Regions from separate parts of the Mus musculus genome. Here all the other regions are linked to region 5. The links are chromatin loops, found by intact Hi-C in ENCODE. Cell type or tissue: left cerebral cortex. All regions are shown on one strand. Region 1 holds the start of Rab31 (RAB31, member RAS oncogene family). Region 2 overlaps Rab31 (RAB31, member RAS oncogene family). Region 3 has its middle 4.8 kb from the start of Washc1. Region 4 overlaps Rab31 (RAB31, member RAS oncogene family). Region 5 holds the start of Vapa (vesicle-associated membrane protein, associated protein A).

Region 1 (5,000 bases), 160 kb after region 5:
GAAGACTGCAGAGAACATGGCTTATAACATTAGCTCTTATTTGGGAAGACTTCGGGAATTTGTTGTGGGTAGCCCCAAGGAAATGACCCCCAAACACTGAATCCCTGGGGGGGGGCAGATTTCAAGGGACAGCGCAGTGTGCCGGAGTTTGTCAGTCTGGCCCTCCAGTCTCGGAGTTTGGATGTTGTTTCTTTCTTTGTTTCTGACTGCTTTTATATTTCTTGGGACTAAGACTCGTTTTGGAAGAGGAAGGGTGTTGGGGGCGGGTGTTTCTCATCCTGCTTCATTTTCATCCACTGCACGGAAAGTGTGCTGAACACACAGTTCATACAGAGTTTGCTCTTAATACTTCGCAGTCGGGCCAAAACCCCGGTACTCCCTCCCTTGCTTGGAAGGATTGGTTTGTTGGTTTGTTTTCGGAGAGAATAAAGAAATTGCCATCACTACTCCCTACCTACCCCCGCAGGAGGCAGAGGAAAACCTAACTTAAACACTCCTCCGGGAGGGAGCCACCAGTGGCAGAGGCAAGAGTCCTAGGGGCCCAGGGGCTGCATGACCCGCTGTCCTCTGGTCCTCAACAATCCCCCCCACCTCCCACCCCTCCACCCCGCCCTGCCCGACCCGCAGCCTGGCGAGCCCCAAGGTTGCCAGATACCCGGCCGCAGATGCAGCGATCCGGGGCGCTCGGGAGAATCTGGTGGCGGGCGGAGGCGGCTGGTGCCGGGCGCGGGATGGAGCGCGCGGGACATGGGGAAGCGCACGGGAGGCGGGCAGCGCAGAGACAATGGCGCACAGAAGCCGGGATCCCCCGTAGGATGGCTCCAGGACTTACCCCGAGAAGACACACTTTGAGCTCCCGTATCGCCATCATGTGCTCTGGGTCGGGCCCGGCCGGGGCTCAGCAGCATCGTCCGGGCCACACCGCGCCCAGCCTGCGTCCTGCTGTCTCCCAGGACTCTCGCCGGCCGCGGGGCGGAACCGCCAAGGCGGCTATTTCTGGGCCTCGGCCTCCGCTGTCGGTCACGTGCTGCCGGCCGGCTCCTCCCGTCACGTCTAGTCTAGCCTGGCCGCCGGGCTTCGGCTCCGCCCGGGCCCCGGTCCGCTTCGGCCTCCAGTGACCACCCAACATCTGACTTGTGGGCAAATCATCCCCTTCCGTGATCAGCTCTGAGCCCGGTCGGGCACCACTTGCCCTGGACACACGACCCGTCGCGTCATAAAGAGCCATTGGAACAGTTTATGCTGTTGGCTGTGGTCCCAAGGAAGCACTTCAAAGTCTCTGGGTAGTCCCACCATAAAGTGACTCTGACCTCCAGATGCAAGAAACATCAGCGAGAAACCGGGATGAGGGGAGGAAAGGGTTAACTTGTCCCTTCTAATACCCAGGCTTCAAATCGCTTCCTCCCAACACTTCACTTTACTCTGCATGCATTCTTTTCTGTATGCAGCAAAGGATGACTCAAGGATGATTCGAGAAGCAGTCAGGTGTTTTGGCTTCCAAAACTGGAGCACCAGGGCCTGGGAAAAGAGAGGTGCACTCTGTAGAGGAAGCCCCCTTTCTCCATGTAGAAAAACGCTACAGCTATGTGGGCAGGAGCCCAGCCACAACTGGGGGGCTGGCAACCCTTCTGCAAACTCCTCTACTAGGAAACTGAGGCTACGTGCAGCGTCACACAGAGGGGCCATGGCCTCTGGTCTTTGTATGGTCCGTTGTTCCTCCAAGCCTCTGGGATGACTTCATTTGTTGCTGTGTAGAAATGACAGCTCTTTAAGAATAATCTAAATTTACTGGTACTACTAATTGTATGCATATGTTTTAAACAGCAACACTGGACGTGGCTCTGTTGGGAGAGTGCTTGCCCAGCATGCCTGATAACTGTTAGAAGGATTGATCCAGGCAACCTGGAAATAAAACAGAAGCCCTTTAATGAGAACAGTGAAGAGCAGTTCTCATTACCTGGCTTTCTTGCCAGGCAGGTGTTCTTATCAGTATGCTGAGTCTGGAGTTCTCACCAGAAGAGGGCATCAGATCTCATTACAGGTGGTTGTGAGCCACCATGTGCTCACATGTGGTTGCTGGGATTTGAACTCAGGACCTTCAGAAGAGCAATCGGTGCTCTTCACCGCTGAGCCATCTCTCCTGCCTGAAAGCCAGTTTTAAGAAGTGTTTAAAGGTTTGAAGTATATGGACGTCTGGTCTGCATGTACATCTGCACATCAGAAGAGGGCATTGGTGAGCTACATTTGTGAGCTGCCATGTGGGAGGTTGGAGTACGGGACCTGGGCTCTGAACTCAGCATCTCTGGAAAATCAGCCAGTGCTCTTAACTGCAGAGCCATGTCTCCAGGCACCCAAAGCAAGTTTTGACAAAGCATTCTGCAGCCTCAGTTCTCTGGCCTCTCTCATAACTTGTCCCATCTGATCAATGGCTCCTGCCATTTTTTCCCCCTGTGGTTATCTGGCAGGCCAGATAGAAGCTACTCAGGCCCAAAGTGGCCTCTCAGGGTGGGAAATTCCAAAGCAAGGTCCACAGAAGGAACTCTAGAACTCTGGAGTCAAAACAGGTCCCAGAACAAACTTGCAATCAATTAAATTACCCAGAGTAACAGGAACTTTGTGTCAAAGTACAGGTTCATAGAAGTCTGCTTGTCCAGACTGAATTGATCAAAAAGTAGTCATGTGGACACAGGTCTTATTCAAGATCTCTTTTGTGTCAGTATCTCTCCTTGATTCAGCATCCAAGGACAGCCAGCTCTGTGTGGGCAGACTGAAGACAGGCTACCCGACATTGCCTAGTCCCCACACAATACCGCCTCTATGCTCGGGTTTGCTTAGCTGACAACTGTTAGACACAGTTGCAGACACCTTGGCCAAACCTCTTCCTGCCTTCCCTGGTACCTACGGGCTCCGTAACAAGTAGGATCTGACCCTCTGTACTCAAGGGTGCCCCTTGTAAAGCTGAGGTATGTTTTCCTTTTATTACTTCCTGTGGACTGAGGGTGACTCATGGAACTGCAGGGCATGCTGACGAGCGTGGACTCTGCCCAGAAGGACAAGCACAGACAAAATGACCACCTGTCCCCTTCATCTTTCCAGCACTTCTCTCCTTCTCTTCTCCACTACTCTGAGTGTCTAAGATGCACTAAGATGTGGTTTTTAGACTCCCCTAACAGGTCCCCTGCCCAAGCTGGGGGGCCTCATTGAGAATTATTCCAACCTGTTGGTCTTCTCAACTCATGAACCCACTAAAAACATCCTCTTTCCTAACTCACTGTAGTCAAGTTTCTTGCGGGTGGGGAGTATGGCTTGAAATTTGTTTGTTTGTTTGTTTGTTTGCTTGCTTGCTTGTGGCTGCTGCTGTTTGTTTGGGAGACAGAATCTTGAGGAGCCCAGGCTGACCTCAGACTCACTGTGTAGCTGAGGCCGGCCTCAAGCTCTCCACGAGATTTTGCCTCATCTCCTCAGGTACTGGGATGACAGCACGTGCCACCACACCTGGCTTCCTTGTGGTAAAGTCTTGCTTTCTGCCTCGTGTGGCAACACTAGTCTTGTCAGCCAGACATGTTCATGGGTTTATTCTCTTCCTCACCGGGTTCTCCTCCTGGACACTTTGATATGGCCTCGTAAAAAAACAGAGATCCACCGGGCGTGGTGGCGCACGCCTTTAATCCCAGCACTCGGGAGGCAGAGGCAGGCGGATTTCTGAGTTCGAGGCCAGCCTGGTCTACAGAGTGAGTTCCAGGACAGCCAGGGCTACACAGAGAAACCCTGTCTCGAAAAACCAAAAAAAAAAAAAAAAAAAAAAAAGAAAAACCCAAAAACAAAAAACAAAAAAACCAGAAATCCCTGAGATTAAGCCAAGGACATGCGTAAAGTTGAACCCAGAAGGAGGACAGATGACTGAGAGGAAATAGTTTAGGAATGTCTTAGGAATGACAGATGCTAAGTAGCTTCCAGGTTTTTGTGCTCTGTTTACTTTATGACAGGTTCGTGTTTTGTCACTGAGGCACTCAGACCTTGTAAAAACAAGTTTGTTTAGCTAGCAGATTGAAAAGCTTTAACGTCAAGCTGGGCGGTAGTAGACTAATCCTTAATCCCAGATCTCTACTCAGGAGGCGGAGGCAGGAGGACCAGCCTGGTCTACAGAGTGAGTTCCAGGACAGCCAGGACTACACAGAGAAACTCTGTCTTGGGAGAACAAAACAAAGCAGCTGAAAGTTCAAAGTGGACAGTTTAGGCCCAGACCCGACTGACTGTCTCTTCCAGCACCTTGCTAGGGCAAGAGTGCTTGTGCGAACAGCTCTTAGCTCAAAAAGCCAACAGGCAACTCAGTGGTCAGTTTCATTCCTACAATAACCCACTGAAGCAAGACTGAAGAAAGACAAAGAGTGACTGCTCTCAGAGGACCTAGGAGGGATGCCTGCTGTGGTAAATCTACACCCAAATATGCCCCGGCAATGAAAACATGACTCCATTAATATGAAGACATGCTGTGCGCCTAGATTGGGCAGATCTACCACTACACTATCATCTTCCACATCTATGAGACCCCTTAGAACTTGGGGTTTCTCCAGGCCATGTGCTTCTGCTCTGCTTTTCTTCTTCCTCCTCCTCCTCTGCGTCCTCTCCCTCTTCCATTTTTCTCCTTCTTCTCTCCCCACCTTCCTCTCCACACTCCCTTTTATCAGCTCTCCTTTATTTTACAAATTAAGATGGGTAGCAGGTTTACAGGAAATCAGTGCTGAAATGAGTGCTGACTCATTCCTAGTTCACAGCCACTCACTGGAGAAAGGAATTAATATCAAATGTAATTAGCCCCAAGGCTATCCACAACAGAGGCCTTTACCCCCTTGTAAGTCAGTCTTCCAATAATCTAAGAACTTCCCACCAGACCCTACCCCTTAAAGTTCCACTGTCTACAAGCATCATCACAATAAAACTCTCCTAACACAGCACAGATCTGAAAAAGTTCTGATATAATTTAAGCAGGGATTAAAAAA
Region 2 (5,000 bases), 64 kb after region 5:
TAGTCAGGTACCCACGGGTCTTCTCAACATCAGGGGGTCTCAACTAGAACAGTGAGTCCTCCTGAGGGGTCTGCGTCTGCGGGAGATCTGTCCTCCGCTGACTGGTCCTCTATAACCACCATGAAGTGCAGCATTACAACCATTGGTTTTAGGGAGAAGTGCTTGCTGAGGCCCAGGAAAGGTACCCAGAGGAGGTGAACAGGCCCAGGCACCAAACAGCACTCAAGAAGTGAGGGGTGATTGCCCGTCTGCCTCCACTTCCTTCCCATCTTAGTTCTGCATCCTTCATTTGACCCAACTTCTCAGGGTCTGTGCTAAGAACCCTGGTGCTGCAAAATGCTCACATCCTTAGATCAGTGTCTCTTGAATAAGTATGCATGAAGCTGTCTCAGCAGCAATGACAACATGGTACGGTAGACTCAACAGAATTTTCAGAGGATAGGATTCAAGCATCTTAGAGGTCAGTATTCCACAGACAAGTAGGAGATGTACCAGCTGTGTTAATCACCCACTACCATTAATGTGGATGCTTTCCAAAGATCAGGAATGTCTGTGTAGGGCTGGCAAGATGGCTCGGTGGTTAAGAGCACTGACTGCTCTTCCAGAGGTCCTGAGTTCAATCCCCAGCAACCACGCGGTGGCTCATGGCCATCTGTGATGGGATCAGATGCCCTCTTCTGCTGTGTCTGAAGACAGCTACAGTGTACTCGTATACATTAAATAAATTAAATGAATAAATAAATAAATAAGTGTTCTGTAACACACATGCAAAGCCACTTTGACAATGCTAAAAGTAGTAGAACCCTCAGCTCTTACGGACACTCAGATCGATTTACCTGAAGGAGGAACTAAAACTCAAACCAACTTCTTTTTGAAAAAGGGAGAATAATTGCCACCTTCAATGTAAACAGCTAATTGGACAGTTACACTGATCTTAGTAAACCTTTCCGGTTATAGCCATTCACATGGGTTCCCTGGGGAGAATTCCTGTTCCCAGGAGGTCTGCCCTGCTTAATAACATTGACAGGAAAGGCTGTTCACCTGGGGCCAAATCCCTGGTGTCAAATTCAAGCAGGCAGTGTCAGGTTCTTGGCCACAGACTTAAATGAATGGTTTCTCATGAAGAATATTAGAATTTGGAATAGAAGAAAGACTGAAAAAAAAAAGGGCTCTCTTAAGAGACTTAGTCATTCCTTTCTCAAACCAATTCCGGCTGGTCCTGAAGAGGCTGGAGAACTACCAGGGAGAAGTGTGAAGACCGGAGTCTTGAGTTAATCAAACCAACCCCCGCTCTCAGTAGCTTGGATATCATTCCTCACCCTGGGTCTGGTTTGCCTTTCTTAGACTATGTGACATGAAAGTCAGGGGCACAGAGTCTGGAACAGACCATGTCATATGCTATGTCCCCTGCCCTGCCAGCTCAGGGCCTGGGGTGAGCTCCTTCCCCAGGCTGCGTTTCATCTCATCACATGGAGCCTTTTGTGTGTGCGCGGTTATGAAGACTAGCACACCTACTGATAACTGTGTCTATTGCACAGTGAGCATCCAGCGTAGGCTGAGATGAGGAGGATGAATGTGTTTTCAAGGACTGGGAAGATAGCTCAGTGGCCACAGTGCCTGCGCTTGCTGTCTGAGTATGAGAACTTGAGTCCGTGGAACCATTGTTTACATAAAAGCACTTGTGGGGTGCGCCTGAAACTCCAACTCTCGAGGGTGGACACAGAGAGACAGGTAGATTACTGGGGTTTGCCAGTCAGCTAACATGGCCAAAATGGGGAGTTCTGGGTTCAGGGTGAGACTCATATGGGCAGGAACAGAGCAATATCTGAACCCACATCACACACACATACCACCTTGTATTATATATGATTAGCATATTGTATATTATTAATATATTAATTTTATATAGTAATTATGTTGTATATTAATATATAATGTTATATATTAATATTTTGTTTTTAGCCTGCTGACCAGATGAGAAGTAGACAGAGAAAATGCAAGTTAAAATAAAAAACAAACCTGCCATCAAGATTTTATCCTGGAGGGTCTAGAGAGATATCTCAGTGGCTAAGAACACTTCAGGCTCGTGGAAAGGATCTGGGTTCAGTTCCCGGCACCCACGTGGTGGCTCACCAACCATTAGTAACTTCAGTTCCAGGGAATCTGATGTCGTCTTCTGACTTCATGGGCAAAGACACTGATGTGGTACACATACATACATACATACATACATACATATACATACATACATACATACATACATATGGGTAAAACATCACACAATTAAAATAAACAAATCTTATAAAAAGAAAAAAATGAACTTATCACTAAGGACACAAAAGAACTTATCACTAAGGACATTTTAGCTCCCAGCAGAAGTTACATTATAAACTCTGAAACTCCCAGGTGGCAGTAGGAGGAAACAAAGTCTTTGAAACAAAAGCTGGGGACTCTGCTCAATAGCACAGCAGTTTTGAAACATTCTTTCCACTTCAAGGCCAGAATGAAGCCTGATTCTAAATCAGAGTCAGGGGCATCAACACGAAGTTTTTTTATCTTCAGTTAGCAGGCACTGATGTATTTCCTAGCCTTGTTCGTTGAAAGGGCTGAAAAGCAATGATACCCCACAGCACTAAGCACACATGAATTCCAGTTTGTGGGGTTTAATCCCATTTTTTAATATAAGAAATCAGGGCTTTTTGGAGAAAAACACATATAAGACAAGCAACTTACTGTACAAGGTATCCACCAAGACACAAGAACCAACAGGGAAGGACTCCTAGTGGCTGAAACTGGAATAGCTTGAGAAAAAAACAAAACAAACAAACAAACAAAACCCCCAAAAACAAAGTATTGCTTTCTAACAGAGTATAAAAGAAGCCTAGTCCACCAGACCATTTTAGATTCTTAGCCAGAATGTTACAACTTCTCTGGGACCAAAAGTACTGGTTAAAGATTACAGAGCACATCGCAAGTCCACGTCACTTAAGCTGTATGAATTAGGTCAGTCAGTGCTGGTCTGAGGATGGACAAGGATGGAGAAGAATATCAACCTAGAAAACAAATCTGTATATATACTACATGTGATATCAGCCTGAGACAGGGTTGCATGTCAGTGGGGGACAGGATGTGCTGTACAACCAATAATGGCACTATAACCTGTCAGCTACAGGGGTGTGGGAAACAGAGGGTATAAAGAAATAAGCAACAGCATGTGACATAAAGACAGATAACTACAAAATAGTGTCTATGAAGGATAGCTAACAGAGAGGGCCACATCACCAAGCTTAGGGTTCTAGGAAGGTTTCTAATAAGAAACCCCCAAAGGAAAATCTATAATGGGAAAAAAATTGATGATAATCCTCCATAAACCATAAGGTAGGATGACAAAGCAACAGGGTGAAATGGAGAGATATGACCTAACCCCGAAGGAGACTGTGTACCTGAGAGGCATGCGTGTGCCTGTGTGCATGTGTACATCAGGGGTTGATGTCCGACATCGTCCTCCATTCTGTGCCACCTAATCATTTGATACAAGGTCTTTCACTGAACCGAGTGCTTGCCCTTTGGCCAGTTTGTCTGGGTTTCCTTTTGTCTCATCTCCTTTTCCCCCAACCCTCAGCAGTAATGTTCCATTAGGTTGCAGCCATGCCTAGCTGGCCTTTAATTTTTAACCTGGGGGCTAGGGATTTGAACTCAGGTCCCTGTACCTGTACAGTGGGCAGGTTACCAGCTGAGCCACCTCCCCCATCCCCTTGAAGAAGCTATTTAAACATACACTAGAAACAAAGGAACAGCATTGCAATTATGTATTTTTTAAATCATAATCTTTTTTTTAAGTTTAGTTTTATTTTTCTTTATTTATTCATGTGACATTCGTGTGACTGTCCCCCTCCTGGTCACCCTCTCCCACAATCCTTCTCACATCCCCCCCTCCCCTTCTCCTCTGTATGGGGTAGGAACCCCCCTCCCAATGGTTATCCCCCCACCCTGGCACTTCATGTCTCTTCGAGGATGGGTAGGCCCTCTCCCACTTAGGCAGATAAGGCAGCCCAGTTAGAGGAACATAACCCACGTACAGGCAACAGCTTTTGGGATAGCCTCCACTCCAGTTCTTTAGGACCCCCATGAAGACCAAGCTGCACATCTGCTAAATATGTGCAGGGAGGCCTAGGTCCAGCCTGTTTATGTTCTTTGGTTGGGGGTTCAGACTCTGAGAGAGCCAAGGGTCCAGCTTAGTTGACTAAAAATCTTAATTTGATTGAAATTAACCACTAAATAAGAAAACTGGTAATGAAGAGACATTTCACACAAGAGCAGACTTTAGTGGCCAGCAGACACATGAAAGGTTGCCCACTCGGTGGTAACGAAGGAAGTGTTAAGTTGAAGTTACTCTCAGATATCTCTGCGCACCTTGAAGCCTCACAAGACCCAGTCATAATGAGAGGACGAGCACTCACACATGCTGCTGGGGTTCACCCTGGAAAACACTAGCATCACCTCGTAAAACTGAGCATGCACACATCTTATGAGCCAACAATTAAGCTGTCACATTCTGCAGCCTAGAGACATGCTTAAGCCTAGCACTGTGAGACGTGAATGAGGCTATTCAACTGACGTTCAAAACAACCCACATCAGGGAGGACCCAAGTGCCCATCAGCACGTAAAACAGATCCACGTTCACACACCAGACAGCAGCAGGCATGCGTGTATTCATTCACTGGGCGATTCCTACAAGGTGATGTTGAACTGGAAACCAGTCATCACACGACACAACACTATTCCATTCACGCAAAACTCAGAAGTGGGCAAACTCCAAACAACTGTTTGCTGAGAAGTACAGACACTAAACACAGCTGTTGAGGGCATAAGGAGCACAAAGTGTGGCTCTCGTTAAAGTTAGGACAGCAGAGAAGCAGCTGGAGCTGGAGAAGAAGGCTGTGTGACGGGGGTGACTCAACAGCTCATGCTTTGTAGCCATGTCCTCCCTTAAGCACAC
Region 3 (5,000 bases), 490 kb after region 5:
CCAGTCTCTTGCGGGACTATGATAATCATGTCTGTATCATTGTGATGGTTTGCATATGCTCGGCCTAGGGATTGGCACTATAGAAGGTGTGGCTTTTTTGGAGTAGGTGTGTCACTGTGGGCGTGGGCTTTAAGGCCCTAGCTGCCTGGAAGCCAGTCTTCTGCTAACAGCCTTCAGATAAAGACATAGTACTCTCAGCTTCTGCACCATGCCTGCCTGGATGCTGCCATGCTCCCACCTTGATGATACTGGACTGAACCTCTGAACCTGTAAGGCAGCCTCAATTAAATGTAGTCCTTATAAGAGTTGACTTGGTCATGGTGTCTGTTCACAGCAGTAAAACCCTAACCAAGACAGAAGTTGGTACCAGGGACTGGGGTATTGCTGTGATAGGCTTGACTGTTTTGTTTGAAAGAATGTGGATTTGGGGACTTTGGATTTGGAAAGCCATGGAATGTTTTAAGTGAGGCTTAATGGGCCATCCTAGTAGGAATATGGAAGACTTTGTTCCTGTGAGTGATTTGACTGTGCAGACCCGGTCCAAGAGGTTTCAGTGGAGAAGAACTTCAGTCTGTGGCCTAGAGACTGTTTTTGTAGTATTTGGGTGAAGAACATGGCTGCTTTTTTGCCCTTGTCTGAAGAGTCTGCCTGAGGTTAAGGTGAAGAGACTCAGATTACTTGCACTGACAAAGGAAGTCTCAGAAATGCCCATCATAGACGTTGTACTTTGATTGAGTCTCATGAAGAGTGTTTTGAATAAGCATAACAAGCTTAGAAAGGAAAAATACAAAATATATAGTTTGAGTATTAAAGGGGCACCAGGATGTGAAATGGAACCGAATCCTATGTCCTAGGAGATAACAGATTAAGGGATTTGGGGGCAAGATCCTACCCAGCTAAATTTAGATCCAAGCATGGTGATTGATACCTTTAATCCCAGCAGATAAAGCCAAGCAGAGTTCAAGCCTGCCTGGGACAGCAAGTTCTAGATGAAGAAAAGTTAAGTCCAGGTGTGGTGGTACATACTTTTAATCCCACGAGACAGGCATGCAGATCTCTGAATTCAAAGTCAGTTTACAGAGCAAGTTCGAGGACAGCTAAGCTTAGGCAGTGAAGGGGTTGGAAAACAGAAATCTGATGATAATGTAATATATACAAGGGGGCTGCAATGGCTATTCCTGGTTGTCAACTATATCTTGAATGAACTACAATCCAGAGTCAAAAGGCTCACCTGTGACCCAGATCTTGAGGGAAACAAGTTTCTGACCTGGATCTTGGCATAAAAACAAGTCCCAGATCCAGGTATGGTGGTACACATCTCTAATCTGAGCCACACCTTCTGTTGAAGACATACAACAGACATTGGAATCAAGAAGATTCGCTCTTCTCTGCCTGCTTGCATTTACTTGCCAGCAGATCTGTTGGAATCTACTGGCCTTATGGGATTGAGCAACTACTGAGTTTTCTATTCACACCTGAGCATTGCTGGGGAGTTGGACTACAGACTGTTAAGTCATCGTGACAAATTTCCTTATTGTATAGAGACTGTCCGCAAGTTCTGTGACTCCAGAGAACTCTACTACAGAGGCCAAGTTCCAGCCCCAGCAAGCAGCAGAGCTTGGCAGCTTTAGCCATGTGGCTCTCGTTTTAAGAGTGAAAAATAGACGGGACTAGTGGGATGCTGGTTAGCTGGAGCTAAGAAGTTAGCGGTGATTGAGAAGAGACCAGCAGCTCTGGGGTGAAATCTCCTGGGAAGTGTTTTCTGAGAGCACAGAGAAGCTGTGTCCCAGAGACATGCAAAGGTTGTTCTGTACTTTGTGCTTCGGCTGTGTAAGAGTCACCCAGGTCGTACTGGTTTTGAATGTGGCTTCTCAAAGGAGAGTGGTTCTTTATTGTTTCCCCAACGGCCACTCATGGTTTGGGTGGATTCTGAAATTATCTGCAAAAGGTTGCTGTACATTTAAATGAGGGGACTAGAGATTCAGTGATTAAGAGCACTGGCTGGGGTTACATTCCTCGTACCACAAAGAAGCTTAGAGCCATCTCTAATGCCAGTTCCAGTGTATCTGATGCACTCTTCCGGCCTCTGCAGACATCAGGTATGCAAGTGATACACAGACATACATGCAGGCAAAAGATGTGTATACATAAAAATACAAATAATTTAATCTTTAAAAAAAGAAAGGAAGGAAGGAAGGAAGGAAGGAAGGGAAAAAAAAGAAACTCCCAGGGATAGAGAGATAACTCAGAGTTTAAGAGGACTGACTGCTCTTCTAGAGGTCCTGAGTTCAATTCCCAGCACCCACATGGTGGCTCACACTCATCATAATGTACCCAGCGTCCTCTTCTGGCATGCAGATATACATGCAGACAGAACACTAATATACATGCGAGACCAAGGTATGACTACCATCTAAGTCCAACTTGGTGAACCAATGAGTTTTAATGAGGTTACTTACAGGAGCAGAAATGACTCACAGACAGCTGCATCACCACAAGCCAAGCTGCAAAGACCGGCTGCCTAGAAGAAGCAGAAACCATCTGAGCTGCCTGGAAGACGTTCAGAGCAACTGAAACACTTGGGAGAGACACTTCCAGCCTGTTGCACTTCGTCAGCTGCATGATCCGGGTTCGCAGCCTTTGTGGGCTGTCATCTGTACTGAGATAGATTTGGGTGAGTTTGTGTTGCTTTCACACCATAATAATTTCGAAGGGCTGCAAACTGCAGAAACCCTTGCAGGTCTGGGATAGTAATGTGAGGGCTGTCTCTCATACCACAAAGCAGCCAGGAAGAAAGGCCTGGCTCAGGCCTCTACCTAGAAGGAGAAGGAGCGCCTCCTGGTGGAGAAGAAGAGCTCAGCACTTCAGGGAGATTTTAATCTAGTATCATATTTTAACCCCAGGTCTTTCGCTATCCCCAAAGGGTAATAAATACCACACCCTTCTAAATTTGCATCTCCAAAGCAGATGGGATATAGATCTATTAAGTCAAAAGACAGTTTTTATAGGTTTGTGACTGTGTGCATGTCACAACAGCTACAGTCACGTGTGCAGGTCCGAGGACAACTTTGTGAAGTCTGTCCTCTCCTCCCATCTTCTCTCTTTCCCTCCCCCTCCCCTTCTCCCTCTCCCTCTCCCTCTCCCTCTCCCTCTCCCTCGCTCTCTGAGACAGTTTCTCTTTGTAGCCCTGGCTATCTTGAAACTTGATATGTAGACCAGGCTGTCATGAACCATCATGTCCAACTCTCCCTCCATCTCTATATAGATTCCAGGGATTGAACTTGTTTTACCAGGTTTGCGCAGGCTTTCTCTGTGTAGCCCTGGCTGTCGTGGAACTTAATCCACAAGACCAGGCTGGCCTCGAATTCAGAGATCCATCCATCTGCCTGTCTCCCAAGAGCTGGGACTAAAGCCGAGAGCCCGTGCACCACCCCACTCCTGTGCCGCCCTCTTTGCAGGCTGCTCATTTAATCCCTATCAAATGGATCGTAGTAAATGAGGAAAATGGGTCAAAGCATTAAGTAACTTAGCTAGACTCTCCCAGTGTAGACGCAAATGAAGTCTGATAGTTTCTAAGCTTATGCCCTCACTCTTTCTACCAGTGCTGGTGTCTGGCGGTGCTAATGGGGGAACAGATTGGGCTTCTTGGAGGAACCCTTGAGCTGAGCTACTGTAGCCTCAGCCCTGCCATTCCTTCAAAATGTACATTGAAGCTGGATGTTGCTGTTGCGTAAGCCTTGGTTGGCCCCACTCTCGAAGGCAGGCTTATGCTAAGGGCTTGGCTTTAGAATTCTGGAGAGCCTGAAGAACAAAAATGCTGGTCAGAGTCTTCAAGGAAAGCGAAAGGCAGATAAAGACCAAAAACGGCCAATTTTCAGAGGAGACACCAGGGACAAACAGAGGAGGAAGCAGGTGGCTGGTGGCAGAGAACACGTTCAACAGAACAGCGGCTGATGTCAGACTGAAGCCACATTGGGGCGAAGTAGAGCTGACCCTGAGAAGAGACACCTCCACCAAGGCAACTCTTATAAAAGAAAACATTAAACTAGGGATGTCTTACAGGTTCAGAAGTTTAGCTCATTACCATTACAAAACGAGAAGCATGGTGACAGGGTAGGCAGATGTGGTGCTGAAAAGGGGGCAGAGAGTTCAACATCTGTACAGCAGGCAGCAGCAGGAGACTGAGACACACTTCCTTTATCAAGGCCACAATTCCCAGTAGGGCTACTCCCTATGAAGTGGAGTCTATGGGGGGCATTTTTATTCAAACCACCACAGGCTCCTTTAAAGCGGTGCTCCTCAACTCAATTTTGCAAACTATCATCTGAATTGGTCATATCTCCTCAACTGTGATACAAAGATCAAGCTGACCATGCTGTTTGAAGTCCCTGAGAAGCTAGCTCTGAATGCAGGATTGTCCCTCCAACCTTGTGGGAAAGGTGAGGCAGAACAGCCAAAACAAGTCAAGAGTAAAAATACTGTGTCCATGTGTCTTAGTTAGGGTTCTACTGCTGTGAACAGCCACCATGACCAAGGCAACTCTTATAAAAACCAACATTTAATTGGGGCTGGCTTACAGGCTCAAAGACTCAATTCAGTATTGTCAAGGTGGGAGCATGGCCGCATCCAGGCAGGCATGGAGGAGCTGAGAGTTCTACATCTTCATCTGAAGGCTGCTGGCAGAATATTCCCTTCCAGGCAGTTAGGATGAGAGTCTTTTTGTTTGTTTGTCTTGGTTTGGTTTGGTTTGGTTTGGTTTGGTTTTTTGAGACAGGGTTTTTCTGTGTAGCCCTCGCTGTCCTGGAACTCACTTTGTAGACCAGGCTGGCCTCGAACTCAGAAATCTGCCTGCCTCTGCCTCCCAAGTGCTGGAGGATAAGAGTCTTAAAGCCCAAGCCCACAGTGACACACCTAATCCAACAGGGCCACACCCTCTAATAGTGCCACTCCCTGGGCAGAGCATATACAGACCATCACACCTTGAAAACAGAACGGAGAAC
Region 4 (5,000 bases), 92 kb after region 5:
TTTTAAATGATACATAACCTATGCAATAACAAGAAACGTCTTTCTTAATAGTTTCCTTTTTAATAAATATGTCATTAAATCCAAAAGTGCTTCTTCAGATGTGGGGGCTCTAATCCTAGCATTCAGGAGGCAGAGGCAGGCAGATCTCTGAGAGTGTGAGGCTAGCCTTGTCTACATAGTGGGTTGCAGGATAGCATGTCTACCTGTACCAAAGAGTGCACCAAAGACCTCGGAAGACGGTGTCGATTCCCTGGAACTGGAGTTATAAACAATGGTGAGCTGCCAAAGAGGTGCTGGGAGCCAAACCCAGATCCTCTGGAAGAGCAGCCAGTGCTCTAATCTGCTGAGCCGTCTATAGTGCCAAGACGAGTGTTTTTATAAGACAGTGTAGGTGGTATCGCTCAGTGGTAGAGTGCTTGTTCTTAGCAGCCTCAGGGGGCCCCAGGTTCAGTTCTCAGATATAATAATAATGATGATGATGATAATCATAATAAATAACGAGGAGGAAGAAGAGAAGGAGAAGGAAGATGAAGAAGAGAAGGAGGAGGAGAAGGAGAAGAAGGTACAAAGAACTAGAATCTTCCATGAGCTGGGATATCATACACGGATAAACATGTGTTCTGTTGAAGGGGTGCATGCTTCGTAAGGTCATGAGCCTCAATTTAGCCTAGGAATTTCCTAAAAGTCCAAAATGATACCTCGTGATAATAGTTGCCTCAAACCCGTTTTTGCTAAAAAGGCTGATTCCACACTTGAGCCCACAAGGACTGGGTGAAAGGCCTGACACTCTGCCTTTGTTTTGTATCTGCCTCCTTTACTTTGGGTCAAACTCACACTTGACTCGGTAGTGTTGAAGCAAAACAAAAACCAGGGCTCTCATCTTAAAGGGAATGAGAGTTTCTTCTGCAGCCAGGTTGAGTGACCACAGGCTGAGGACCACAGATTTCGATCACTCCAAATCCCACTTGCAATTTGGAAGCAGTTTTGTTTAGTTTTTTTTTTTTTTTTAATAATTTTACAGAACAAAGTCATAAATCAAGACAAGTTTAAAATATGTTGGCGGGTACATCAGAGAGTCAGGCAAGAGATAAGAGAAGCTTCTATCTATAGACCCAAGACATTATATGAGCTTTGGGGCTGGCAGAAGCTAGTTGTCTGTTAAGTGGCTAGGTTCCAAGAGGTTATTAGTCACAGGGTGTTTGCTCTGACACAGAGTTGGTCAGGGAATAGCTATTCTGAGGTTTGAACTAGTCGAAAATAAGGCAAGCAGTGTCTGGACTTGCTACATTCCAACCTCCCCATAGAACAGCTGGAACCCTCATCAGGCCATCAGTCTCGGCAGACACAGCATCTTTTCAGGAGGATTTGTTCACAGGAGACATCAGGCATCCTCATCACTAAGGACTAGATAGTCTTGATGACCTGACCGGGACACCACATCCATCTTCAAGGCTAACAGCGCCAAGACAACACTGTTCTGACCTTGCAGTAGCCTTGGTTCCGACAAGAGTCAAGCACAGCAGGCCAGATCAGGCCCAAACAGGACGACTGCTCAGGGCTTGCTGTTGTGCTCTGTAGTTCAGGTCACCTTGGAGAGACCAGGTAGAGAGAGCTCTTCAAAGACGGTGGTAAATACTCCTAAGCGTCCTGCAGGACTGGAGCTGAGCCAAAGAGGCCACCTCGGCAGGGGGCTGCTTCGTTCCCCACGCCTCTTACTGCAGTTCTTCCAGCTGCAAGCCCTTGCTGCTTTCCTTTAGCCGGTCCTCATAACATGGCCATATTCATCCAACCTTCACTTCCTGCCTTTCCTCCCTCCCCGTTCCAGCTCCCCTTCACTTCCTTGTTCAGTTTACTGAGACAAGGTCTCACACTATGTAGCCCAGGCTAGACTCTAACTTGTGGCAATCCTGCATCAGTCTCCTGAGCACTTGGACTATAGCTGGGCGTCACCTCTCCCGCCATTTCTCTACTTTTTACTGCCTGGTTTTTTGGGTTTTTTTTTGTTTTGTTTTGGTTTTTGGGTTTTGGGTTTTTTTTTGTTTGTTTGTTTGTTTGTTTGTTTTTTAGGGCATATCAAGATATGTAGTGAGCCGAAGCTGTGGGGATGCCTGAGCTGGACTTTGCCCTACGATTCTGTTTCTGCCGTCACCCCAGATTACCCTCCCATGCCAGCAGATGCAGCTGACACTCAGTGCATTTAGAGAATGCACAGTAAGAGCAAAGAGTATCGTAGAGAGTGGGACGTGTCTTTTCCTTCGTTCTTCCTGTTCCTTCTGCCCTGAGTATGAAACTGGGAAATGCCCTCGTAGAGTGGGATGACAGTCTAACATGGGCCAGAATTGTTCATGGTAAAGAAGGGAGCCAGAGGTCTTCAACAAGCTCCCAGCCACACGGATGCACACATAGGGGTCACAGACACATGGATAGAAGTCACAGATGTACATACAAATGTCACAGATGTGCACACCGATGCACACACAGGTTTCACGGATGCACACACAGGGGCCACAGCTGCGCACACAGTGGTCACAAGCAGCACACACAAGGGTAGCAGCTGCACACACTGGAGTCACACAGGTGTCACAGATGCACACACAGGGGCCACAACCCACTCCCCACCTCAACTCTTCTATCAAGGCCTTGGAAACACATACTGAGCATCATCATAGGGTTACCACTGAAATTACTTTTTCCCTGCACGTGTAAGTTAAATTCTCCGATTTCCCAGCAGGGGAAGACAAACAGAAGCCTCATCCAAAAGGAGCCCATTGAACGCTTTAAACAGACAAGCAAATGGTTCTTGTGAGTCTTGGATTAAGTTGAGAAGACAGGAAGTCATCCTGTGTAACAGGGCAGCATTTGAGCAGAGGCCCAAGACTTAGGTTTTCCTGTCAACTTGGCACAACCTAGGGACACCTAGGAAATGGGAACCTCAGCTGAGGGGTTGCACCAATCAGGCCAGTGATTGACGGGGGAAGGCTCAGCTCACTGTGGGTAGCACCATCCCCTAGGCGGGTGGGTCTGGGCTACTACATAAGTAAACTCGCTGAGGGTGGGCCAGACAGCAAGCCAGTCAGCATGGTTCTTGCTTCAGTTACTGCCTGAGTTTCTGCTGCGATGTCTCAGTTCAGAAAACAAAGTAGGACAAGGACCATTTTGCCACTCTGTGCCTGAGTCATACCGGAAGAAACCTGTTGTTTCAGACCAAGGTAATCCCAGAGCCTGAGAGAGTAGAACCATCACAGAATAGAAACCTACAACCTGCTGCGGCACTTGGCTAGTAGTCAGCCATGGAAGGTGGTTGCAGAGAAGAAGGTCCAATGCAGATATCTTGAGGAATTCAGCAATGAAGGGCACTGTGGTCAGCAGTCCTGACCCTTGGTTGCTGGGGCCAGACTCACCTGAGGGATAACTGCAGAGAATGATCGTGCTGAGCCTAATGCCAGTGGACATTCCAAACTCTGGGAGCTAGCTATCTGTTTGGGGGCTCGCTACTGGTGACGTAAGAACTCAAGTTCCAGGAGAGTGTTTGGACTTCATAGCTCAATCTTCTCTGCGGGGTGACTGCAGCTGCACTGGGGGAGCACAAAACCTGACCCTACAGTACAGTCCTCAGTGGATCTGCTTGCGTTCCCCACTACACAACATACTTGAGACATTAGCCAGCCTAGGGGTACCAACCGGAAATCTCTGAAGTCTGGGAGGACCTGCCTCACCCACAGGCTGCAAAGCGAAGTATGGCCAGCAGAGGCTCCTGGTACACAGAGAAAGAGAAGGCCCTGAAAAGGCCTGGTACTTGCTGGCTTGGACAGACTCTCCTGGCAGATCGCACCTTGTTTGTTGCTGGAATAGCAGTTTCTTTCCCAGCAGTCCTGGAATAATAGCATTCTCAGAGAGATGATCTAGGATGACCCCAAAATAAAACTCAAAAGAGCTATTTATTATCCATTGTAGCCCACAGTTACCCAAACTGTGATAGAAAAACCACAAGAAACAACAACAAAATCAAGGTCAGACAGTATTCCCAAAGATCCTGAATTCTATGCCATATTAAAAAAAAAATCATGAAATGGATGAAACGACAAAGAATTCAAAACTCTACTTATAAAACTGACTTCAACAAGGATACAAGGAGATCAATGGATTAGAAAAATCAATTCAAGATCTGGATAGAAATTCAGGTGAGAAAGTAGGTAACCCAGATGAGAAATTCAACACCAAAGAAGAAAACAGAGAGAGAGAGAGAGAGAGAGAGGGAGAGAGAGAGAGAGAGAGAGAGAGAGAGAGAGAGAGAGAGAGAGAGAGAGAGAGGATAAGGGGGAGGTTAAAAATGAAAAACCTCAATCAGTAGAAAAACATGGCCCATGGCCAGTCCCCACCGTCCACGAGATCAAACCCTAGAGGGAATATCAGATGTAGACGACAAGTTTGAGAGTACATTTCAGGGAGACATCGGTGGGGGAACAGGCGAGACCCACAGCCTTTCTTGGGCATGTACTACACACCAGCTTTCTCGTACATGTTTCTATGACCTCTCTTAATACCCATACGTACCCATACTTAAATCTATAGTAAAAATCTTTTCCTAAGTTTGCTTCAGAAAGAGAGTGCAGTCAAGTACTAAAAAATGAATGTATCGAAAGCTCAGCCATGAAACCGTAGCAGAACTACCCAAATCTGGAGCGGTAATCTTACTCCAGAACAAGAAGCATCTAGAACTTCAAGTGGACGTGGCCCGAGAAGAACCTTCTGTGACACGTCACAGCGGAAAGGCCCAGACTACAGGAGAAAGAGACAGTATTAAAAGGTGCAAGATAAAAAGAAAATCCTGACTCACAAACAGACAGACCACCAGGACCATAGCCTTTCAACCCTGAGGTTGAAAGTCAAGGAAGCAGATCAGTAGTTAGCAAGTGCCAGGCAAGAGGGAGGTGCCCTCCAAAGCCATCTTTTAAAGTCACCGAAGGACAGAGGCACTGCAAGGCAAATGCAAACCAAGC
Region 5 (5,000 bases):
TTTTATGCACTAAAGCCACTAAAAGGTCTGCTTTAGAATTCATTCTACAATTATAAAAGAATTATGACTAAGACTGAAATAAAACTGCAAAGTAATGATACTTATCAAGTCATTATTCATATTAAAAGAAAACTGTTAATCTCAGAATGGCTGAGTCACTCCTGAAGAAACCAATGGTGAATCCAAATAATTCAAATAAACCTAGCAGATCATCAAGTAATTCTGCAAAAGGGGATGTGTAAACAACCTACACTTAAACACATGTAAAGATCAGGTAAGTGATTATTGATATGGTCAACCAAAAGATCATGCGCACTGTGGATTCTAAATCCCCCTACTTAGTGTAGAACTGGGCATTTAAATTCAGAGGCTACCATTGTACCAAATTATCTTTGACTAACAAAGTAACATTAAGGAGGAAAGCATCAAACTCCAAATGTCAAACTCCTACTCCAATCCTCTCGAATTTCTCCCTCCCTATCTTTCCATCTCACCCACCTTTCCAGAAGTCTCTGAACAACTGGGCATTTAAGTCTATTCACCTCAATGTATCTTCTCACCTCAGGATTTACCCAACCACTCCCATTTGCATAACTTTCCCTAGGCAACTTGAAAGGAGCCTTTTTCCCTTAAAAGCTTCCACAGACATGCTACTCCCTCAAAGTACCACTTACCTGCCCTTTTCAGTAGTATTGGGATCATTTTTTTGGTAACACATAGTCTGTTGTATAAACACAGTTATTATTTAACATCAAAAATAAGTGGTCTATATGGATACTGCACAATGTAGTATTTCCAATCGTTTTTAAAACCTGTCTCATAAAAGACTTTTCACACATGTCTATGTGGTACAGATAATTTTCTCTTACAGTCAAAAGAGAAAAAGCAAACCACACAAAATATCGTAAAAATGTTCATTAAATCGCTTCTATTACCTATGGCTACTACAGTACTATAAGAACTTCTCAGCAAACCCCGCCCACTCCCTCCCCCCCTCCCCCCCCCAAAAAAAACCAATCAGGCAATACAGAAATTTGCTGCAGGAAAATACACACTACCCGAGGTTCTGAGACACTGTCTAGTGTCTCCCTTGTAGCCCGGGTTGATTTCAAACTTTGGATGGTTTCTGGACTTCCAGAATGCCGGGATTATAAGTGTGGTTCACGACCCAATTCCAAAGATATTAGAGCTGCCTTAAAATCACAATCAAGTTCTTGTCTAGTAAAGAGAAACTTGTGAATGTACTGAAACACCTGCAGGGCATGTGACTAGCAGAATACCCAATGTTTATAAGCCCTAAAACTATTTAAGATATAAAATCTTTAAGTGTCTGGAACTATTTTAAATTGTTCCCACAAGGACAATTCAGCTATTTTCATTTGGACTAACTCTTACACTACTATTAATGGGTTTACTTTTTCTCTTAGTACTGGAATCGATGTGCGCCTAAGGAAAATTGTTTTCATCAGTTCCTGAAATTAAAACGCAAGGTATTAACTTTCGGGGGGGGGGGAGGGGGGCACTTTACATTTAAAGATAGGAAGGATCACGTTTTCTCTTTAGCTCCATTCTTTTGGTTCTCCTTAAAATAAAGTAAATTGTTCTGTGTAACGTTTCGTTTCCTACACACTGAGAAGGCAAACCGCCTTGGATCTGAACAAGAATCACCAAGCCACTGTCTATCACAGTCAATGCTCCAAAGTCAACAGTTCCAGAGCTGTGTGGCACCTTAGCAGCTTTCTCGGGATACGCAGGGAAACCGCAAGCGTAAGCGGGTCACAAACGCTGAAAGAATTCTTCAGTAAAGACAGTGTGCACTCAAGGACTGGGTCCTCCGTACCTAGGGACAATCCGAGCTGACACAAGGGACCCACTACCATTAACCTCTGACCATGCATGCCCCAGCTGACGCACAGCTTTCTGCCGCGCGCCTGGGGGCCGTGCCAACACGCGGGGTCAGTCCCAGCCAGAGACTCTGCTGCCTGGTCTCCCGGCTCAGCCAGAGTCCCGCACCTGACCGGGAAAGACTCCGGGCGAGGCCGCGACCGTGAACGCCTCCTCGCCCGCGGCGGACCGCGCCTGCCCAAAGCCGCCGAACGGCGCCCACTGGCGCCCGCCGACTAGGGAGCTCCGGCTCCCAGTCGCCCTCCCGCACCGCCCGACCGCACCGCGCCGCGCCGCGGCCGCCCCTGGGGCAAGGACGCCATGCGGGCCGGCGGGCAAGGCGCGGGCGGGCTCCCACGGCGCCCCCGCGGGGCCGCAAGATGGCGGCGGAGCCCTCCGCGGCGCCCGGCGGCTCCCTCCCCTCCCCTCCGCAGCGCAGCCCAGCCCGGCCCGGCCCGGCCCGGCAGCGGCGGACGGCGAGGCGCGGGGCCGAGGGACGCAGCGGGGCCGCGGCTCCGACGCTCGGCCGGGGCGTGGGGGAGGGGAGCACGGCCCGGCCACCCCGCCGCCGCCCGCCAGCCCCAGCCCCAGCCTCAGCTCCGCTCCGGAGCGTCCCAGCCAGCCTACCTTTGAATTTGAGGTCTGAAGGAGGGTCGAGGACCAGGATCTGCTCGTGCTTCGCCATGGCCCCGGAGGCGGACGCCATAGGAGACAGCGCAGCGCAGAGCGGGGGCGCGCCCGCGGCGGCGGTTCGCTGGCGGGGGCGAGGGGACGGTGGCGGCGCCGGCTCCGCGGAGCTCTAGGACGGGGCCAGGCTCACGATTCCCGAAGCTCCGCGCCTGCTGCCGGGCCGCGGGGGTCCCGAGGGCAGCCTGTCCGCTCAGCAGCTCCGGGTGTCACAACTGACTCAACCCCACACCAGCCGCCGCGGCCACGCGCACTGCGATCCTCGGCGCCCCACGTGACGGGCCCTACGTGCCTACGTGCGCGCCCCCGCGGCCTGGAGCCCTCGTGCTGGCCCCGCCCTCCGGGCCTAACTGGGGGGTGGGAGGGGTCAACGCTGAGCTAGTGCGCCTGCGCACCTCCGACTTGGCCGCAGCTCCGGGCGCCGCGCCGCTGTCAATCTCCGTAGAGCAGGGTCGGGGGGGCGGAGCGGGGCTCTTTGCGGGGAGACGCGGTGCACGGCGCCCCGGGAAGGGGGTGTCGTTCTTGGGGCCCTGGAGCTGCGAGTGCGGGGCTGGAGCGCCGACTACGACGCTACCTCACGGCGTTCCAAGTGGAATTCCGAACGGAAGAGAGTCATGAAGCGCCGGGTACCTCGACTCCCAGCATGCCCTGTGCGGGCGGCGCCTCCGCGGTGGCTGCTGGGAACCGGGAAGGCGACCTGGGTCCGTTGGAGGCGAGTGGGTGGGGCCGCTGACGCGGCTTTTGGCTCGCCGAGGGCGTCTTGTCTGCCCTGGAAAAGAGAAGGGTTTTTGCAGGCTGCCTGGAAGCCAGGCATCCCAGGAGAGACCGCCCTTTGGGAGAGCGGCAGGGCGTGTCCCTCTGGTCTGCTGGGGATTCCTTCCGCCCTCAGCGAACGTGCGCTCCGTTCTGCCTGCTGTTCCAAGACTGCCTCCTCCCCATCTCCCTCCTGCCCAGCCAAAGGAAACACATCTCGCTCACAAGCGAACGAGTTCCAGGGGAAATCTGTGCCAGGCACAGTTTCTCTACAAGGGTAGAAACGAAATCTCTGTTCCTACAGCGTGGAGTTCACGTGCTGTATCTACAGTGTGGTTCACTTCAAACTCATACCCAAATCTGTTTGCCACATTCTCGTGCTAGGGACGAATTTTATCTGTATCACTTAGGAGAGCCTGTACCAAATGAGAAAAAAAAAAAAAAATGCCAAGCAAGTTGCTGACAGATATTCAGCCCCTTGCCAGGGTATCCAGGGACGGGAAGAGCAAACAAAACAAATGGATGTGCTGTAAAAACCTTTATTGTGTCCTATGGTGCTGCTTGAATTTAAATCTCTAGGAAGCTCCGTGCGAAACAAAGCACATATTCATGCTTCTGCCACGAAAAGGCACTCTAGATTGCTTGGAAGTAAATGTCGAAATGAGCAGTCTAGAATACAGCTAATTAGACTTTTTCAACTTGCCGCCCCGACACCTGAAAAACTTTCATGCCACTCGAGGTATATAGGATATAATAGTGGTATAAAGCAAACATTGGTCGTTTAAAAAAAAAAGTTTGTTTTCTTTCTTTGAATGCTTACTTTGTATCCTAACCTAAAAAATGAATTTTGAAAAGAAGCAGACCAAAAATCCATTTAAGACAAAAGCAAGCTTGTATGCAAACGAGATGGATTTCCTTGTTCATCTCTACGTAAAAATTATTTATTCTTGGCTGAATATTTGATATTGCTAAACACAACATTGTCAACTTTTTTTGTAATTGATTGCTATTTTGATTTTATAATTACCAATGCTGAGAATCATTTTATATAAATACCTAGTGCAAAGTGGCAAAAAAATAGATTTGGAAACATTTCAAAAATAGTTGGAAATTCTATCCCAATCACCAGCCAAAATTTTCGTGTGATTTTTTTAATGAAGTGCAAATCAGTAACTCAAACTGCAATTTTAAAATAAAAAATTCTAACACAATGCAATCCCAAGATGTATAAATTTAACATGTGCTAAGAAACAATAACAAGAAAATATTATCTTTTTTCCTTAATTAAACCATTATGTCTTTGAAGAGTAGAAGTCTAGGAGCAGAAAAGCTGCCTCAGCGGTTAAAAGCACATACTGCTCTTGCAGAAGACTTGAATTTTGTTCCCAGCACCCATAGCAGGCTGCTCACATCTACCTGAAACTCCAACTCCAGGGACAGCCAATGCCTCTGGCCACTGGAGAGTACTTGCACTCATGCACAGATCCTAACAAGTATACGTAATTAAAAATAATCTCTTCAAAGACTAGAAAACTGTACAATAAGAGAGCACTGCAGTTCATATCTGAGCCAAGGTGTTTCAGGCAGCATCAGTAGCCTTATGTGGCCAGACAGCACATAAAGAACAAAGTATACATGACGTGTTCAGAACCAGGGCTACAGTGAGAACCCACAGT

What was found. A loop is a pair of places that touch in the nucleus more often than their neighbours do. Peaks named below come from ENCODE experiments on the same cell type or tissue, not always from the same donor. Only the 100,000 strongest peaks of a DNase experiment are listed, where the experiment ranks them.
Region 1: it touches region 5 in a loop (3-fold over the local background); 21 of 42 quality-filtered maps call a loop at or near these places.
Region 2: a loop joins it to region 5, with 2.8 times the contacts of the local background. A loop is called at or near these places in 12 of 42 quality-filtered maps.
Region 3: a loop joins it to region 5, with 3 times the contacts of the local background. A loop is called at or near these places in 11 of 42 quality-filtered maps.
Region 4: it touches region 5 in a loop (2.5-fold over the local background); 7 of 42 quality-filtered maps call a loop at or near these places.

What each region holds. Positions count from the first base shown.
Region 1 is chr17:65,771,674-65,776,673 of GRCm38, forward strand. Rab31 (RAB31, member RAS oncogene family) reads right to left here and starts at 1,079. Exons shown (of 7, transcript NM_133685.2): 1 at 833-1,079. The coding sequence starts at 871. In left cerebral cortex, a CTCF peak has its summit at 2,196 (motif pointing right); DNase peaks (open chromatin) are centred at 7, 318, 1,013, 1,420 and 2 more places; H3K4me3 peaks cover 1,517 bases; H3K27ac peaks cover 1,620 bases.
Region 2 is chr17:65,675,188-65,680,187 of GRCm38, forward strand. All of the region lies in intron 5 of Rab31 (RAB31, member RAS oncogene family), which reads right to left. Among named protein-coding and RNA genes, the nearest start is that of Gm35477, 35 kb to the left of the region's middle. In left cerebral cortex, a CTCF peak has its summit at 2,801; no DNase peak of the experiment used is centred here; H3K27ac peaks cover 203 bases.
Region 3 is chr17:66,104,263-66,109,262 of GRCm38, forward strand. No RefSeq gene overlaps it. Among named protein-coding and RNA genes, the nearest start is that of Washc1, 4.8 kb to the right of the region's middle. In left cerebral cortex, a CTCF peak has its summit at 2,841 (motif pointing left); DNase peaks (open chromatin) are centred at 2,546 and 2,812.
Region 4 is chr17:65,702,666-65,707,665 of GRCm38, forward strand. All of the region lies in intron 3 of Rab31 (RAB31, member RAS oncogene family), which reads right to left. Among named protein-coding and RNA genes, the nearest start is that of Gm35477, 63 kb to the left of the region's middle. In left cerebral cortex, CTCF peaks have their summits at 2,728 and 3,745; DNase peaks (open chromatin) are centred at 2,773 and 3,756; H3K27ac peaks cover 361 bases.
Region 5 is chr17:65,610,709-65,615,708 of GRCm38, forward strand. Vapa (vesicle-associated membrane protein, associated protein A) reads right to left here and starts at 2,847. Exons shown (of 6, transcript NM_013933.3): 1 at 2,512-2,847. The coding sequence starts at 2,590. In left cerebral cortex, no CTCF peak of the experiment used is centred here; DNase peaks (open chromatin) are centred at 1,910, 2,942, 3,273 and 3,936; H3K4me3 peaks cover 3,732 bases; H3K27ac peaks cover 2,383 bases.